Regions from separate parts of the Homo sapiens genome. Here region 1 is linked to region 2. Evidence: read pairs that join two places in POLR2A ChIA-PET (ENCODE). Cell type or tissue: HepG2. All regions are shown on one strand. Links, peaks and the distances in the headings refer to the core of each region. The heading gives the core; the rest is flanking DNA.

Region 1 (9,452 bases), core at 2,940-5,439, 220 kb before region 2:
GAGGTCTCCCCAGCCAGGCTGAACTGTGAGTCAATTAAACCTCTTTCCCCAATAAATTACCCAGTCTCGGGCATGTCTTTATTAGCAGTGTGAGAATGGACTAATACAAGTACCATTAATAAATTTCACAACGTAGATTAAATGTGCAAATTCCTTGAAAGACACAAATTAAAAAATGACCTGAGAAGAAAAGAAACTTGAATAGATCTGTATCTATTAAAGAAGTTGAAATTATAATTAGAAACCTTTTGAACATTAGAACTCCAGGCCCCTTGTTGTGAATTCTATCGAACATTTAAAGTAGAAGTGAGGCCAATTTTACATAAGCTCTTTTAGACAATAAAGAAGGAACATGGTTTATGTGATTATTACCTTGATGTTAAAACCAGACTTAAGACCTTACAAGGAAAGAAAACTGCAGTTACTCATGAACATAGATGCAAAAATACCTAATAAAAGTTTAGCAAATTCTATCCAGTAATATATAAAAATGACAATTCATCATGTTCAAATGGGGGTTATTTTAAGAATATAAGGTTGCTTTAACATCTGAAAGTCAGTCAGTATAATTAACCATACTGTTATAATAACATAGAAAAACCATTTGAGCATTTCAATAGATGCAGAAAAAGAATTTGACAAAATTGACCATTCATGATTTAAAAAAATAAAGACATAGCTAACTATAAATACAAGGCACTTTCTATTTTGATTAAGGGCATCTACAAAAAATCTGCTAATATTATACAAAATGGTGAAAGTCTCAATGCTTTTTATATAAGATGAGGAAAATATATGCTTCATCTCACTACTTCTCTTCAGCTTTGTACACCAGGTCCTTACTAGTGTTTTAAAAAAAGAAAAAGGAAAAAGGAATAAAAGGCAAACAAATGGGGAAGAAAAAAGTATAATGGCTTTCCTTGTAGATAAGAATATATATATAGATTGGCTGAAAATAAAGAGATAAAAAAGGTATACCATGCAAGTAGTAAGCATTAAGGAGACTAGAATGACTGTATTATTATAATATATACAATGGTCCAACCAGTCTAGAAAACTGTTCTGTAGTTTCTTAAAAAGTTAGAAATATGTCTACCATATGACCTAGCTGTTTCACTCCTACCTGGTATTTGACCACCAGAAATTAAAGCAAATGTTTGTACAAAGACTTGCACACATGTGTTCAAAGTGACTTTATTTGTAATAGCCGAAAACTAGAAACAACTTAAATATTCATCATGAAGTGATGGCTATTTCCATCCATGTTGTGGTATATCCATAGAATGGAATGCTCCTCAGCAAAGTGGAGAAAAGATTTAGTGAAAAACACAATGCAGATGAATCTCTAAATAATTAAGCGGAGTGACAAGACAGATGAAGAAAAATACATACTGTATGCTTCCATTTATATAAATTCTAGAAAATTCTATCTGTAGGGACAAAAAGTTGGTCAGTGGTTACGTAGGCGGGATGGGTTGCTGTGTTGGAGTTCTAGAGGAGGATCACTGTGTGGCGGAAGGAATCTTTTGGAAGTGATAGATATGTTCACTATCTTGACTGTGATGATGGTTTGATAAGTACACATGTATGTCACACTTACCAAAGTATATACTTTAAATATGTGCATTTTGCATGTCAGTTATACATAATAAAATGCTTAAAAGGGAAAATGAAAAGATGCATTGGTGGTATAATGATGAGCCTAGCTGCTTTCCAAAACCATGTGAAAGTTAATCAGTAAAACAGTATAAAATAGTTATATGATTACATAATTGGCATTCCAGTAGAAACAGAAAACTTTGGACAAGTAGCAAAAAAAATTATGGTAGAGATAAATCCAAGTATGTTAATTATTATCGAAACTGTAAATATGTTGGATATTCATATTGAAAACATCAAACTGAATTTTTAAATCACTATTGATATAATCTATGTACCATAAATTTGCCTATTAAAGTATACAGTTTAGTGGTTTGTGGTATAGTTTCAGGGGCAGCATCACCATAATCTAATTTTGAATCATTTATATTACCCCTAAAAGATAACCTTGTAATTATTAGGAGCCATTTCCTGTTCTTTTCTATGCTTTTTATTTGCCAGAAGTCTTAGGCAATCACTAATCACTATCATATATCTCTATAGATATGCCTATTCTATATATTCTATTAATATTGAATGAGATCATGTACTGTGTGGTCTTTTGTGATTGATTTTTTTCATTCATTTTTGAGGTTCATCCGCATTGTAGTATGTATCAGTTTTGCTTTCCCCTTTATTGCTGAATAATTTTCCATTTTATGGTTATACCACATTTTGATAACCAGTTCACCAGTTTTTTCCCCTTTTTGGCTGGTGAGAATTATGTTGCTCTGAACATTTGTACAAGTTTTTGTGTGGACATGTTTTCATTTTTCATGAGTGTATATATCTAGGAGTGGAATACCTGGGTTTGCTAAACTGTTTTCAAACGTGGCTGCATCATTTTACGTTCCCACCAGCATTGCATGTGGGTTTAATTTCTCCAGATTCTCACCAGCACTTGTTATCTGCATTTTTATTATAACCATTCTAGTGAGTATAAAGTAGTATCTCATTGTAGTTTTTATTTGCATTCCCCTGCTGGCTAATGATAATGAGTGTCTTTTCAAGTACTTATTATTGTTTCATATATTTTGGATTATTCAAACTGGATTTTTAAAAATCAATCTGAGCCAGATGCAGTGGCACACACCTATAGTCCCAGCTACTCAGGAGGCTGAGGCAGGAGGATCACTTGAGCCTAGGAGTTTGAGGCCAGGCTGGGCAACATAGCGAAACCATGTCTGTAATAGGATACATTTTAAGATGGCAAAGGCAAACCTTAAACTGAAATGTAAAGTCATTGTAAAACCTCTGATGTCAAGTGAAAAATGCGTAGTATGTCTAATGATTTATTAACTACAGAAAGGAATTGTTCCAGTTAAAAAAAAATCAATCTTTATACTGTTTACAAGAGACATACCTAAAATGTTATACAAAATGACAGAAACATTGAAAAAGATAAACCAGGCATATAGAAGCCAAAAAAACGGTTATGGCTATATTACTGCTATATAAAATAGATACTGTTTGAAAGATTTTTAATTTATACATTGGTATTTTTCTGAAAAAACTTTGTAGCAAATACAAGTCACACACAATACATTTATAAGAAAATAAAAGTTATACAAAATATATATTATGCCACAGAGAGCATTCAGTGAAAAGATTTTTATTCATTGATTGATACCTTCCTGGGAATTTTTGAAATTAAAGTGATTTGAAACTGGCCTAGATTTCCTTTCTCTTGATCATTTAGAAATGAACAGTGTTTTTTGTTGTTTAACTTCTGAAATATCAGTGTGTCTTCATAAGATTTTTTGAATTGAGGCACCTGGCTTTTTTCCATAAATACAGTCAATAGTTACTCAATTTTTTTTTTTTTTTTTTTTTTTTTTTTGCTTCTGGAAATAATGCCCTCTCTCTATGACAGAATATTTTTCCCATGTCGAGTGAAAGCTCAGTATCCAAAAGTAAAATACAAAGTTTTCAAATCAGAAACCTAAACATGTCTCTTCTTCCCTATTCCAAACATGCATGCTTGAAAAGTTGACTCATGCATTTGCCTCTTCAAGTGATTAAAGTGTGAGAAGTTTATTCTTTGAGAATGCTGAGAGCTTCTTGGATAGATAGGGCCATAAGCCATAAAGATTAAGACTTAGAATTATCATGAAAATATTTACTTAGAAGACTGAGACAGGATCCTGAAGGACATTTTTCTCAGTAAGAAAGATCAAATCTCTTTAGCCTTATTACCCTTATGTCTTAAAGTTTACAAAGACTGTGTTTACTGTGTTACTTATTTTATGGTTTCAATGAGACAAAATGACTTGGCTCATATTGATTGTACTAATAAGGCTTTGAGAACGCTTATGGCATTATGTGGGTTGCGTTTAAGAAGAAGGGTGGTGTACAAAGGTAAATTTTTAAAATTTAATGCTTTTTAAAATTAAAAGTGTTTTTAGGGTTGTTGCATAAAGTAATGAAATCTTACATTTTTCCAAGGCTTGCTTATAGTTTTAGAGAGTAAACAACTAAGTTAGTGATAGTTTTTGAAATTTTAATTTGTGACATCTGTTTTTAAGTATTTCTGTAGATACAAAATTTTCCTCAGTTGAACACAAATACTAATTATTTTTTCCATGAAGCAAGAAAAACTTTCAATTCTTTATGTACTATGTGTATGTATATATGATAAAATGTTTAGATATTACTAAATATACACTTAAAACATTTTTTCATAATTTGTTAATATTTTTATCATTATTCAATACTTTGAATAATTTATTGTCTTTTGTCCAGGTTGAAGATTGTAAAAATTTCTTTTAAGTGCAAACAGTTTTTTATTCAACTTAGAAAAGAATTGGTGAGTACGGATTTAATAATTATTGACATAAATGAAGCCTTTTAAGAAATACCCATTCATGACAGAACTTTTCTATTATTAGTACAAGTGAAAGTGCAATTAATACTGTGGATAACTGCCCGCTGAGGTAATGAATTCACTTGTTATAACAAAATGTACTTGTTTTTCCAGTGTGTATGTGGTTCTAATTTAAAGTTCTTCTAGATATTCCTCTTGCTGTTTCTCGAGCTTAGAAACTGATTTCTCACACATGATGTTCATTGAAAACCTCAGGGTCCATTTTTGAAGGGCAGCAAATGAGCATTTCATATATCCCTTTTTCCCTACTAAATCTATAGTACTTACTTTCGTATATAAGTTCATTTTATTTTAGGGGAGCTGAGTGTTACAAGTTCATGAACTTATAACACATTGCCTCCCTTTGTTGGAGTGGTAATGGCTTTATATATTATAAATAACAAATTGAGTTGTCATGGAAAGTACAGTGTTGGAAATAATTTCATCTTGTTAATGATTTTGTCTGTTTCATTAAATCAAACTAACCTTATCCTTTGATGTACATTATTTCTTAGAAATCTGAGAAGTCTTGGCAAATTCATGCAGATTTCAAGATGGTTGTGTGTGTATGTGTGTAAAATGTATTTGAAACCATAAAAATGTCTTTGGGGCTGTCCTCAGTGGCTCAATCCTGTAATCCCAGCACTTTGAGAGGCTGAGGTGGGAGGATCCCTTGAGGCCAGGAGTTCCAGACCAGCCTTGGCCACATAGTGAGACACTGTCTCTACAAAAAAAAAATGGAAAAAAAAAATTGGCCAGGTGTGATGATGTGTGCCTCTAGTCCCAGCTACTCAGGAGGCTGAGGTGGGAGGCTCTCTGGAGCCCAGGAATTCAAGGCTGCAATGAGCTATCATCACACCATTGCACTCCAGCCTGGATGACATAGGGAGGCCCTGTCTCAAAAAAAAAAAAAAAAAAAGCCTTTGGGTACAGTGGTGGCTTCTACCTGTTATCCCAGCTACTTGGAAGGCTGAGGTGGGTGGATAGGTTGAGCCCAGGAGTTCAAGGCTGCAATGAGCTGATTGTGCCACTGTAGTCCAGCATGGGCAACAGAGCAGGACACCACTGCCTCTTGAAAAATAAAGAAAGTCTTTGAATCAGCTCTGTTGTATTGGTCTACTACGTGATTATAAACTATGGTTTATCGTTTATGTTCATAAAATACAGAGGGATTTTTTTCAAGAGAATTTTTATTGAAATAAAACATAATACCAAAAATGTGCATATTTTAAGTACACAACTTGATGAAGTGAACATATCCATATCAGCACCTCCAAGATATGTAGTATATGTACCGCCTTCTAATATGTAGAACTTTACCAGCACCCCAGATGCTTGAAATGTTGCTGCTGGAGCTGATGCCCACTTCCAGTCATTAAGCCTCCTGGAAGGTAAACATTACTCTCATTTGTATGACCATGGATTAGTTTGCTTATATTTGAACTTTAAAAATTGAAATTATACAGTTGTTGTCTTTACTGTCTGCCTTCTTTCCCTTAATATTTTTTGTGAGATTCATCCATGTTGTTGCATATAACATTAGTTCGTTCCATTTATGTATGGTATTCCTCTGAATGACTATGCCATAAATTATTAATTCATTCTGCTGCTAGTGGACAGCTTTGCCATTTCCAGGTTGGGGATATTATGACTAATGCTGCTAATGGAAATTATTTTACATGTTTTAAAATTTAGGTGATTAAAATATAATATTGTTATCTGGAAACTAGAGGACAAATATTTTACTTTAAGTAATCATAGATGGCACTGTAGAAGTCAACTTTTCTAATTAGACTTATAATAATATCCCATCATAATACTAGTGTTATTAATAATAGTTATAATATCCAGCCTTTATTGAGAACTTACTATGTGCCTGGTAAAAGACCAGTCATTTTCATATCACTGAATCCTCACTCTCATTTTCTGAAGTAGTGTACCAGTTAAAAATGTATTTACCAATAAGTGATAACAGCAACAATAGCTAACTGACAATTGATTAAAGACAGTATACAGGGATCCTTTTGTGGTTCATAAGCATGATGATTAGATTTTCATGCTATTGGGTGAGATATGCCTTCCTCAGACTTTGTTACAGCATAGGCACATTACAACCTGTCTGATAGGAGAAAGAAAGTAAAGATGGTATACAGGCCAGGTGCGGTGGCTCACGCCTGTAATCCCAGCACTGTGGGAGGCTGAGGTGGGTGGATTGCTTTAGGCCTGGAGTTCAAGACCAGCCTGGCCCACATGGCAAAACCCCATCTCTACTAAAATACAAAAAAATGGTTGTGGTGGCACACACCTGTATTTCCCGTTGCTTGGGAGGCTAAGGCACAAGAATCTCTTGAACCAGGAGGTGGAGGTTGCAGTGAGCCAATATCGCACCACTGTACTCCAGCCCGGACAACAGAGCTGGACTCTGTCTCAAAAAAAACAAAAGAAAAAAGGAAAAAAAAGACAGTATACAGGCATACTCTGCAAAAGGTGGCCTTGTTAATGTTTTCTCTCTAAAACATCTTTGTTTTTAAATACCCAAACTTCATACGATATACTTATCTCTCAGTACAAATTTTTTTGTGTGTTGTTTAGAAATTGGGCAAGAAAAATTTTTGTTACATTTCAAATATAATTGATAGAATATGGAAATTACTTATAGACTTTTTGAAAAGTATACCAAGTGTCAAAATGGGTGAATATGTATGCATCTTAGATGCTGACAGTGAGAAGCTTCAGTGCATCATAGTAGCTGAGACATTTTCTGTTATTTTGTGTAATGTTTGTGGCATATGGTAAAACATATGAACTATATATGTTAGTGCAAACAAAACAACTATTAACCATAATTAAGACAATTTTCTGGCAATCAAGAAGTGATGTTTTAAGCATATTCCCTTCTAATATGATAGTTTAATACTTTATACATGGGCATTTATTTGTGTATTAGTCACAGGAAATATCTTAATGACCTTTTGATGGGCAAGAATTTCTTTAACCGGACATAGAAGGAAACCTTCATACCCTTAAAAGATTGATGATTTGGACTATGTTAAAATTAATAACTCTGTTCATCAAAAGATATCACTAAGAGAGTGAAATAGTATAGACCATTATATAATACACACAGAATCCTTGGTTGTATATGCATCCTGATAGAAATATATGCCAGTGAATTGAACAGACACTTCACAAATGAGGATATCCACGTGGCCATTAACATTGAACCTCAATAATTATAAAGGAGGTTCAGATTATAACCAAAATGTGCTACCTCTACATACACAACAGAATAGTAAGGGGAAAGAGATTGATAAACCAGTGGTTGGTGAATATATGGCACATATGCTACTGGTGGGAGGGATTGTATATTGATCTACCCATTTTGGAAAACTGTTGGGCATTATCTACCAAAGCTGAGCATATGTGTACAACATATGACCCAACAACAAAAATGTGCATATGTGTACACCAGAGAACATACAGGAATATGCATGGCTGCATTCTTCTTATATCCCCAAACTAGAAATATAAAATGTCTGTGAACAGTAAAGTGGATAAGTTAACTGTTAAATTCATTATAATAGAGTACTATGGAAATTAGTGAATTACTGCTTCATAAACGTTGAATTTATATCAGAAACATAATGCTGAACAAAAGCCAGACCTAAAGACACATATGTTTGATTCCATGTATGTACAATAAAGTTCAAAAACAAGCATGACTATTCTATGGTGATAAAGGCAGAAGAGTGATTAACTTTGGGAAGGTAATCTGGTAGAAAGGGGAGACAAAGGATACTTCTGTGGTGGTAGTAATGATCCATTTCTGGAACTGGGTAAAGGTTACATGGTTGTATTTATTGTGTGAAAATCAGAGCTGTGCAATTATGGGATGTGAATGTTGCTATATGTGGTTTACTTTAAGGAAATTATTTATTTAGAAATTTGTACCAGTTTTCAAGAAAATGGAAAATTATTTTAGTGCTAATTTTAAATTTTGAATTATGTAATAGTGTTCAGAGCTGCTGAATGTTCTTTATTTACAATCTAGACAGATATTTTAAATTAGGAATATTGTTAAAAGTTGTGATGATATATTTTAACATTTAATTTATGGCCTAGAATTATATTTTGAAACAGAGTCATAGCTAATGTTGAAAACAGATACATATTAAAAGTTTGAACTCATTTCTAACTATGATCTAAGGTTAAAGTTCCTAAGAGTTATAATATGAATGAACAAGGCCAGCACGGGGGCTCATGATATAATCCCAGCACTTTGTGAGGCCAAGGCAGGTAGATCACTTGAGGTCAGGAGTTCAAGACCAGCCTGGCCACCATGGTGAAACCCCGTCTCTACTAAACATAGAAAAAGTTAGCTGGGTGTGGTGGTGCATGCCTTTAATTCCTGCTGCTCGGGAGGCTGAGGCACAAGAATCACTTGAACCCATGAGGTGGAGGTTGCAGTGAGCCAAGATCGTGCCACTGCACTCCAGCATGGATGACAGAGTGAGACTGTGTCTCAAAAAAAAAAAAAAAAAAAAAGACTGAGTTAGGTCCAGATTTTTCAGGCTTTTGCATATACTTCATTGCCTTTTTATTGGATAAGCAAAAAAGATCCTAGATAAAAGATCCCATAGGTTCTATCTATATCATTAACAAGTTCATGTTTACAAGGCTAGAATAATTTATCTGTCAAAAGTAAATTAAATGGAGCATTAGATCCTGACATTTTCCTGGTATTCTCTGCATTTTGTCATTTATTACAGCATGAATCTAGAGAAACATTATTGGGATTTAATATGGTGAATTACAGAGCATGTAAAAATTTGTGGAAAGCATGTGTAGAACATCACACATTCTTCCGTTTGGACAGACCACTTCCACCTCAAAAGAATTTTTTTGCACATTATTTTACATTAGGTTCAAAATTCCGGTACTGGTAAGTATT
Region 2 (9,452 bases), core at 3,794-6,293:
CTGTCTCAAAAAAAAAAAGAAAGAAAGAAAGAAAAAATTAAAAAAAGAAATTTGCTTTTCGTTTCTAGAAAGAATTGAGACCATAGCAAAGCCATCAGGATTTAGATTCAGCCAGAACCATGACTATCTTAATGCAGAGTATTTCCAGGGTTAAAAATAAAAACAGTCTCCTTTATAGAGATGGCAGTATTGATTTTATTTACATTCCACTTGATATCCATTACACTAATTCACAAAGTTTAATTTTTTCAGTGCTGTAATAGTGTTGTATTAGTATCACTTATTGAATACATACTTTTTGCAAAATATATTAGCTTAGGATTTACATGGTAAAATGAACTAGGAATGCTTAAAAAAAGATCAAATGAAATATAACTCTCCAAATATTTGGAAATCTGATATATCAAAGAATTTGTTTTATGGCACTTTATTGGTGAACCTTGGATGAGCAATTTGCAAGTATGGGGAAATAGACTGTACATCAGTAAGGGGAAGTTTTTTAACTGTTTATGCTGTATAATAGAAATAGGTTCCTGGCCAAGCACAGTGGCTCACGCCTGTAATCCCAGCACTTCGGGAGGCCAAGGCAGGCGGATCACCTGAGGTCAGCAGTTCGAGACCAGCCTGGCCAACATGGCAAAACCCAGTCTCTACTAAAAGTACAAAAATTAGCCGGCCATGGTGGCAGGCACCTGTAATCCCAGCTACTTAGGAGGCTGAGGCAGGAGAATCAGTTGAACCCGAGAGGCAGAGGTTGCAGTGAGCCGAGATGGCACCACTGTACTCCAGCCTGGGCAAGAGTGAGACTCCATCTCAAAAAAAAAAAAAAAAAAGGGTTCCTAAGAGTTAGTGAGCACCTCATTACAGAAAGTATTAAAGCGGAGCTTGAATGTTGTCAAGGTTGTGGCAGAGGAAATTCTTGCATAGTGTGGGAGTTTAGTTCATATGACCTAATCCATTCAGACTTATAACATTTGCTCAAAATCAATCAGTGAGAATAATTAGAACATTTTTATGTTAAGAGTTTAAGGTCATCAATCTTGATATCCAATTGTGTATTTTATTTTGGTTGTAATGTCAAAATCCTGATTCACATAGGTAAATAGTTACAAATGGTAACTAAAATAGCTTGTGCTGCATGGCAGGATGTTCCTTGGACAAAATAGTATAGCAGAAAAAGGTTTAACAACAACAAAAAGAGTATTCAGGATGGAGTAATTTGAAGCATAATAAAACCAGGAGATGGCAATTAAGTAAATGGACAGGAAAGATTTTGAGAAGACCAGTGTTGAATTACTGGTGCTCAGCTTTGGTTGTACTTAAAATCACCTGGAGAGTTTTAAAAACTACCAGTGCCAGAATCCTACCTGAAAAGATTTTGTTATAATTATTCTTGGGTGAGCCCTGGGAATGAGCGTTTCTTGAAAGCTCTCCAGCTGATTGTTAACGTGTATCCGGGGCCTCCACTCAGTTAATTGATGGCCACTTTTAGAAGATCCCTTTGACCCAGAGGATATGATTTCAAAGTTTCCCCCTCTTTTCTTCTTTCTGATCATATAGAAATTATTAGGCATTCAACCTTTTTTGTCAAGTTGACAGTGTAAAATTTTATGCACACATCAAATTAATCTCTGCAAAATAAGATTATTTCAGGACAGTTAATTTTAAAAGTCTTCATTTAAAGATGAATTGTGTTTAATGTATTATGTTTTCAGTGGTTAGAGGACTTTGTAATGTATTTTGCCACTAGGAAGAACATTATGAAGACAAAATGCTTGTCTTGCGTCACACCTGATGGTACCAATATATAATATGTTGAATCAGTGAACGAATAAATATATATTCTTCATTAGTTTGTTCCACATAAATTTAGTTTTAGGCAGTAGTCAGGGCCAACGAACAAAGATGGCAAAGTGTTGAGGTTAGACATGAGCCTGGGTTGTGGTTATGAAAGAAAAGGATCATGTCACAAGTGTTCTGTGCCTTTTGGGTCTCTTGGCTAGGTAAACCTTCTTAACCACACATGCTAGGGAGATTTCACATCTACTTGCTTTTTAGGAGTGCTGCAGATATAGGGTGGTGTTTCTACTTAGGATTAACTCTTATTCAAATTAATGGACAGATAGCTGGTTATGGAAAGAAAATATATTTATTTTGTGTTTATCTGGATTATTACTTTTAGTTGATGATAACTGATGTTGAGAAGACAAAACAAAACCATACCCTCACACAGCTAGCTGTGACAGCCTGGCAGACTGGGGTTATTTTGCCTTTTTTTTTTCTTTTCAGCATTAAAAGACACCTCAGAGAAGCTCAAACAGCTTGAGATGGAGAACAGTCCTTTGCTGTCCCCTCGATCCAACATCGATGTTAACATAAACAGCCAGGTATTCAGATTTCCCCTGTGTATACCTGTTACACATCTCCAGAGCTCCCAGAAATATTTTCTTTCCAAAGACAGTACTTTCTTTTTTCTTTAGCTGGGAAATCTGTCTGTGCTGAGTTCTTATAAACCTGTTTTCTCATTTTAAAGGGTGAAATATGTAGATGTTTAGGAGGGAAGGGGGAAACTTGCACAGCAAAGTGAATTGTAAGGTGATTTCATGATTTAAAAAAAAAAACACAGTCAAGATGAGTGTTAAACCTTTTATTTTGATTGACCCAGTCTAGTTGGAAGACTTGCTGAAGCCTTTTGAAATTACAGAAGGATTTGTTTTAAAGAGAGCTGCTCTGTGGTATAAACAAGAAAGAGAATAGAATTTCAGATGCTTTAACTTCATCTATCATTCCTTTCTCTCCCCTGTCCCCTTTGAATTTTTTTTGTTGTAGGGTGGGGGATACATACCAATTACACCAATCAAGCTTCAATTTATAGTTTGGCTATGATTTTCTTATTTCTATGTTAAGTAACTTATAGAAAGAGCTAAAATAAATTGAATGAGATGGAAATTTTATAATTAATCATATCAGCTACCAGATGGCCCCACTAAATGGAAGAGTTGATTTTAGGTAATGACCTGGAAATGGCCTTTTTTTTCCCTCTACATACAGACAACTGATAACATGACCAAGATGAATTTTGTTTTTGTTTTAAAGAGGAAAGGAGAACGGCTGACTCACGGTGTTCTTCCATTCTTGGATAACTAACTGGAATTCCTTTAGAGACCAGCAGAGAGTAGAAAGTGATTGTCTTCTGTCTCGCACTCGCACTGTTATGATTCAAACTGTCTTTCGGGATCCAAGCCTTTTTTTCCCCTTTCTTTCTAATACATTTTTTATTAGAAATAGCTGTTAGAAGGTGATTCAATTTCAGAAAGGCTTTCCATTTTCTTGACTTTTCAGTATTCTATCCCACTTGTCTGTTTGCTTTTACAGTGTCAGTTTTTTAAATATATCTCTGTAAAGTAGGGGAATGCAGGGCCAGAGACAGAAGGATAAATGGAAAACTTTAGATAAAAGCTTTAGATGATTAATAACTAATGGAAATTTAGTGGAGGACTGGAATGACCCTAAAGAATGAAGCCTGGTAACACTTGGGGGTAGGGAGGAGTGGGGGGCGGGGATTGTTGGCTGTGCTCAGAGTTCATGGAAATCTATTGAACAGCTACTTGTTTCTTTGTAAAATGTCCTGCTTATCTCACTATGATATAACTGATCCTCTGAGGCAGAGAGTCTGCTGCATTAGTTTTGAAGCCTTGAAAAGATGAGGAGGAGTGTGGGTTCAGGATAGGAGAGTAAAGGAGCACTTTAGGTGAAGGACAGAGTGCCATCAAAGAACTTTTAGGGGATCATATAGCTAGGAAGAATAACAATATTTAGTGAGGGTTTACTCTATGCCAGACAAGAATAGAAGGAAGGAGGGGATGGAGCAAGATGGCCAAATATAACCCTCCAGTGATCATCCCCCTTGCAGGAACACCAAATTAAATAGCTCTCCATACAAGAAAGCACCTTCATAAGAACCGGAAATCAGGTGAACCATCATAGTACCTGGTTTTAACATTATACCAAGGAAGGAGGCACTGAAGAGGGTAGGAAAGACAGTCTTGAATGGCTGATGCCACCCCTCCCCTATGGAGGAGTGTGGTGCTGAGAGAGAATCTGTGCTTGGGAGAGGGAGAGCACAGTGACTATGGCACTTTGTATTGGAACTCAGTGTTTGTTGGTCTGTCTGTCGGAATGGAAAGCAATGCAGGGCACAATTTCGCTGGTGCCCACAGAGGCTGCATTTAGAACAGCCCTAGCCAGAGAAGAATCTTCCATCCTAGCAATTGGAACCTGAGTTCCAGCTAGCCCACCGCTGTGGGCTAAAGTGCTGTAAGCTCCTAAATAAATTTGAAAGATAGTCTAGGCCACAAGGACTACAATTCCTGGGCACATCCTGGTACTGTGCTGGGCTCAGAGCCAGTGGACCTGGGGTACACATGACCTAGAGAGATACTAGCTGGAGGAGCCAAAGGAGTGCTTGCATCACCCTCTCCCAGTCCCAGGCAGTGCAGCTTACAGCTCTGGGAGAGACTTCTTCCACTTGAGGAAAGGTGAGGGAAGAGTAAAGAAGACTTTGTCTTGTAGCTTGGATACCAGTGTAGCCACAGTAAAACAAAGCACCAAGCAGAGTCCTAAAGCCTCCATTTCAGGCCCCACCTCCCAATGACATTTCTAGACATACCATGGGCCGGAAGGGAACCTGCTGTCTTGAGGGAAAGTATCCAGTCCTGGCAGGATCTGTCACCTGCTGACAAAAGAATCCTTGGGTCAGTGGTTTCCAGGCAGTACTTGTCATAGGCCTTGGGCAAGACCTGGTACCATGCTGGCTTCAGGTGTGACCCAGGGCATTTTCAGCTGTGGTGGCCATGGGGAGAGACACCTTCTGCTTGAGGAAAGGAGAGGGAAGAATAAAAAGAACTTTGTCTTGCAACTTGGGTAACAGCTCAGTCACAGTAAAATAAAGTACTGAGTAGATTCCTACAGTTCCCAACTCCAGGCCCTAGCTCCTTAGACGGCATTTCTGAACTAGCCCTGAGCCAGAAGAGAACCTGCAGTCTTACAGAGAAATGCACAAGTCTGGCTGGATTCACCACTTGCTGACGGAAGAACCTTTGGGCCTTGAATAAACATGAGTGTTGGCCAAACAATAGTCACCACATACCTCGGGTGAGACCCAGTACTTCACTGGCTTCACTGGCAGGTCTGACTCAGCACAGTGTCAGTGGGTAGCCACAGGGGTGCTTGTGTCGTTCCTCCCCCAACTGCATGCAGCTCACTGAGAAGAGAGAGACTTTATGGGAGAAAGTGAGGGAAGAGAACAAGAGACTCTGCCAGGTAATCCAGGGAATTCTCCCGGATCTTACCCAAGACTACCAAGGCTGTACCTTAACAAGCCTGCAAGAGTCACAGCCTTACTGGGCATGAGGTTCCCCCTAATGCAGATATGGCTGGAGTGACCAAAAACTTGTATCACAACATTCAGTTCCCTTTGAATAACTACAACGGCTTCTTAAGACAGATGGGTAGAAACAAGCCCAGACTGCAGAGATTACAATAAATACCCAACTCTTTAATGCCCAGACATAAACAAGCATCCAAGATCATCCAGGAAAACATGACCTCACCAAACAAACTAAATAAGGCATCAGTGACCAATCCCAGATTGACAGAGAGAGATATGTGACCTTTCAGGCAGATAATTCAAATAGCTGTTTTGAGGAAACTCAGTGAAATTCAAGATAACACAGAAAAGGAATTCAGAATTCTATCAGATAAATTTAACAAAGAGATTGAAATAATTTTTAAAAATTAGCAGGAATCCTAGAGCTGAAAAATTCAATTGACGTAATGAAGAATGCATCAGAGTCTTTCAACCACAGAATTGATCAAGCAGAAGAAAGAATTAGTGAGCTTGAAGACAGGCTGTTTGAAAATATAGTCAGAGGAGACAAGAAAAAAATGAAGCACTCCTAGAAGATCTAGAGTATAGCTTCAAAAGGACAAATCGAAGAGTTATTGGCCTTAAAGAAGAGGTAAAGAGATGTGGTAGAAAGTTTGTTCAAAGGGATAATAACAGAGAATGTCCCAAACCTAGAGAAAGATATCAATATTCAAGTACAAGAAGGATATAGAACGCCAAGCAGACTTAACCCAAATAGGACTACCTCAAGATATTGAATAATCAAACTCCCAAATGTCAATGTTAAAGAATCCTAAAAACAGCAAGATAAAAGAAACAAATAACATACAAGGGAAATGTCAGTGTTAAAGAATCCTAAAAGCAGCAAGAGAAAAGAAACAAACAACATACAAAGGTGCTTCAGTAAGTCGAAGCAGACTTTTCAGCAGACACCTCACAGGCCAGGAGAGAGTGGCATGACATATTTAAAGTGAAGTAAAAATTTTTATCCTAAAATAGTATATCCATGTTTGAAGATACCCTTCAAACATGAAGGAGAAATACTTTCCCAGACAAACAAAAGCTGAGGGATTTCACCAGACCTGTCTTATAAGAAATGCTGAAAGGAGTTCTTCAATCTGAAAGGAAAAGATGTTAATGAGCAATAAGATAATCATCTGATGGTACACAACTCACTGGTAATGGTATGTACACTAACAAATACGGCATATTATAACACTGAAATTGTTGTGTATAAACTATTCATATCTTTAGTAGGAAGGCTAAAAGACTATCAAAAATGTAACTACAACAACTTTTCTAGACATAATATAGTAAGCCATAAATAGAAACAACAAAAAGTTAAAAAGCTGGGGGTGGGGGTGGCGGTTTGAAGTTGAAGTATAGAGTTTTTATTAGTTTTCTCTTTGCTTGTTAATTTTTTTTTTTTTTTTACTATCAGTGTTGTCATCAGTTTAAAATAACATGTTACAAGATGGTATTTGCAAACCTCATGGTAACCTCAAATAAAAAAGCCTACAACAGATACACAAAGAAATAAAAAGCAAGAAATTTAAACATACCATCAGAGAAAAGCACCCTTCACAAAAAGGAAGGCAGGCAAGAAGGAAGAGAAGATCACAAAACAATCAGAAAACAGATTGAAATGGCAATAATAAATCCTTACTTATCAATAATAATATTGAATGTAAATGAACTAAACTCTCCAATCAAAACACAGAGTGGCTACATGGATTAAAAAAAAAAAAGCCCCCAATGATCAGCTGCCTACAAGATGCACATTTTACCTATAAAGACCCATAAAGACTGAAAATAAAGGGTTGGAAAAAGATATTCCATGCAAATGGAAACCAAAAAAGAGCAGGTTATTTATATTAGATAAAACTGATTTTGAGACAAAAACCATAAAAAGACAAAGAAGGTCATTATATATTGATAAATGGTCAATTGAGCAAGAGGATATAACATTATAAATAATATATGCACCTAAAACTGGAGTACCCAGATATGTAGAGCAGATATTATCAGAGCTACAGAGAGATACACCTCGGTACAATTCTAGCTGGAGAATTCACCCCACATTCAGCAGAGGATAGAAAATCCAGAAAAATTAACTCAAAAAATTGGATTTAATCAGTGTAGACCAATGGACCTAATAGAACATTTTATCTAGTGGCAGCAGAACATACATTCTTGTCCTCAGCGCACAGATTATTCTCAAGGATAGACCACATGTTAAGTCACAAAACAAGTCTGAACATTCAAAAAAACAAATCATTTCCAGTATCTTCTCTGACCACATGGAATAAAACTAGAAATCAATAACAAGAGAAACTTTGGAAACTATACAACCACATGGAAATCAAACAATATGCTTCCAAATGACCAGTGGGTCAATGAAGAAGTAAGGAAATTTTTTAATTTCTTGAAACAAATGAAAATGGAAACAAAACATACTAAAATCTATCGATACAGCGAAAGCAGTACTGAGGAAAGTTTATAGCAATAAGCACCTACATCACAAAAGTAGAACAATTTCAGATAAACAGCCTAATGATGCATCTTAAGGAACTAGAAAAGCAAGAGCAAACTAAACCCAAAATTAGTAGAAGAAAAGAAATAATAAAGATCAGAGCAGAAATAAAGGAAATTGAAACCAAAAAATACAAAAGATCAATAAAATAAAAAGTTGCTTTGTGAAAAGATAAACAAAATGGACAAACCTTTGGCCAGATTAAGAAAAAAGAGAAGACTCAAATAAATAAAATTGTAGATGAAAAAGGAGACTTATAACTGATACTGCAAAAATCAAAGGATCATTAAGGATTAGTATGAGCAACTATATGCCAATAAATTGGAAAACATTGAAGAAATGGATGAATTCCTAGACACATGCAGCCTACCAGGACTGAACCAAGAAGGAATCCAAAACCTGAATAGACCAATAACAAGTAACAAGATCGAAGCTGTAATAAAAAGTCTCCCAGCAAAGAAAAGCCCAGGACCTGATGGCTTCACTGCTGAATTTTACCAAATATTTAAAGAAGAACTAATACCTATCCTACTCAAACTATTCCAAAAAATAGAGGAGGAAAGAATATTTCCAAATTCATTTTATGAGATCAGTATTACCCTGATAACAAAACCAGACAAAGATACCTCAAAAAAGGAAAACTGTAGACCAGTATCTCTGATGAATACTGATGCAAAAATCTTCAATAAAATACTAGCAAACTGAATTCAACAACATATTAAAAAGATAAGTCATCACGTCCAAGTGGGATTTATCCCAGGATGTAATAAGGATGGGTTAGCACATGTAAATCAATCAAGGGTGATACATTATATCAGCAGAATGAAGGACAAAAACCATATGATCATTTCAATTGATGCTGAAAAAACATTTGATAAAGTTCAATATCCCTTTGTGATTAAGAAAAAAAAACTAAAAAAACTGGGTATAGATGGAACATACCTCAGCACACTAAAAGCCATGTTATGACAGACCCACAGCTAGTATCATGCCTGAAAGCCTCCTTTAAGATCTGGAAAAAGGCAAGGATGCCCACTTTCACTGCTGTTATTCAGTGTAGTACTGGAAGACCTAGCTAGAGCAATCAGACAAGAGAATGAAATAAAGGGCATCTAAATTGGAAAGGAAGAATTCAAATTATCATCAGATGATACTATTTTATATTTGGAAAAAACTAAAGAAAAAGAAAAACAATTAGAACTAATAAATTCAGTAAAGTGGCAGGATACAGATCAACATACAAAAATCAGTAGCATTTCTACATGCCAACAGCAAACAAACTGAAGAAAAAATCAGGAAAGTAATCCCATTTACAATAGCCACAAATAAAATGAAATACCTAAGAATAAAAATAATCAAAGAAGTGAAAGATTTCTGCAATGAAAACTACAAAATAATGGTATGAGATATCGAAGAGGACACAAAATTTGAAAGATATTCCATGTTCATGGATTAGAAGACTCAGTATTGATTCAATGTCCATACTTCCCAAAGCAGTTTGCCAATTCAATT

Evidence for each region. ChIA-PET counts read pairs that join two places held together with the same protein. Peaks named below come from ENCODE experiments on the same cell type or tissue, not always from the same donor. Only the 100,000 strongest peaks of a DNase experiment are listed, where the experiment ranks them.
Region 1: POLR2A ChIA-PET joins it to region 2 with 7 read pairs; 2 of 35 experiments call an interaction of 5 or more read pairs at or near these places.

What each region holds. Positions count from the first base shown.
Region 1 is chr2:119,910,799-119,920,250 of GRCh38, forward strand. It overlaps PTPN4 (protein tyrosine phosphatase non-receptor type 4), which reads left to right. Exons shown (of 27, transcript NM_002830.4): 11 at 4,381-4,444; 12 at 9,271-9,443. LOC124906163 (small nucleolar RNA U13) reads left to right here and starts at 6,520; the gene lies at 6,520-6,626. RefSeq lists a silencer at 3,542-3,742. In HepG2, for the core only: no CTCF peak of the experiment used is centred there; no DNase peak of the experiment used is centred there.
Region 2 is chr2:120,129,329-120,138,780 of GRCh38, forward strand. EPB41L5 (erythrocyte membrane protein band 4.1 like 5) reads left to right here. Exons shown (of 25, transcript NM_020909.4): 18 at 2,290-2,387. Among named protein-coding and RNA genes, the nearest start is that of TMEM185B, 89 kb to the right of the region's middle. In HepG2, for the core only: no CTCF peak of the experiment used is centred there; a DNase peak (open chromatin) is centred at 5,133.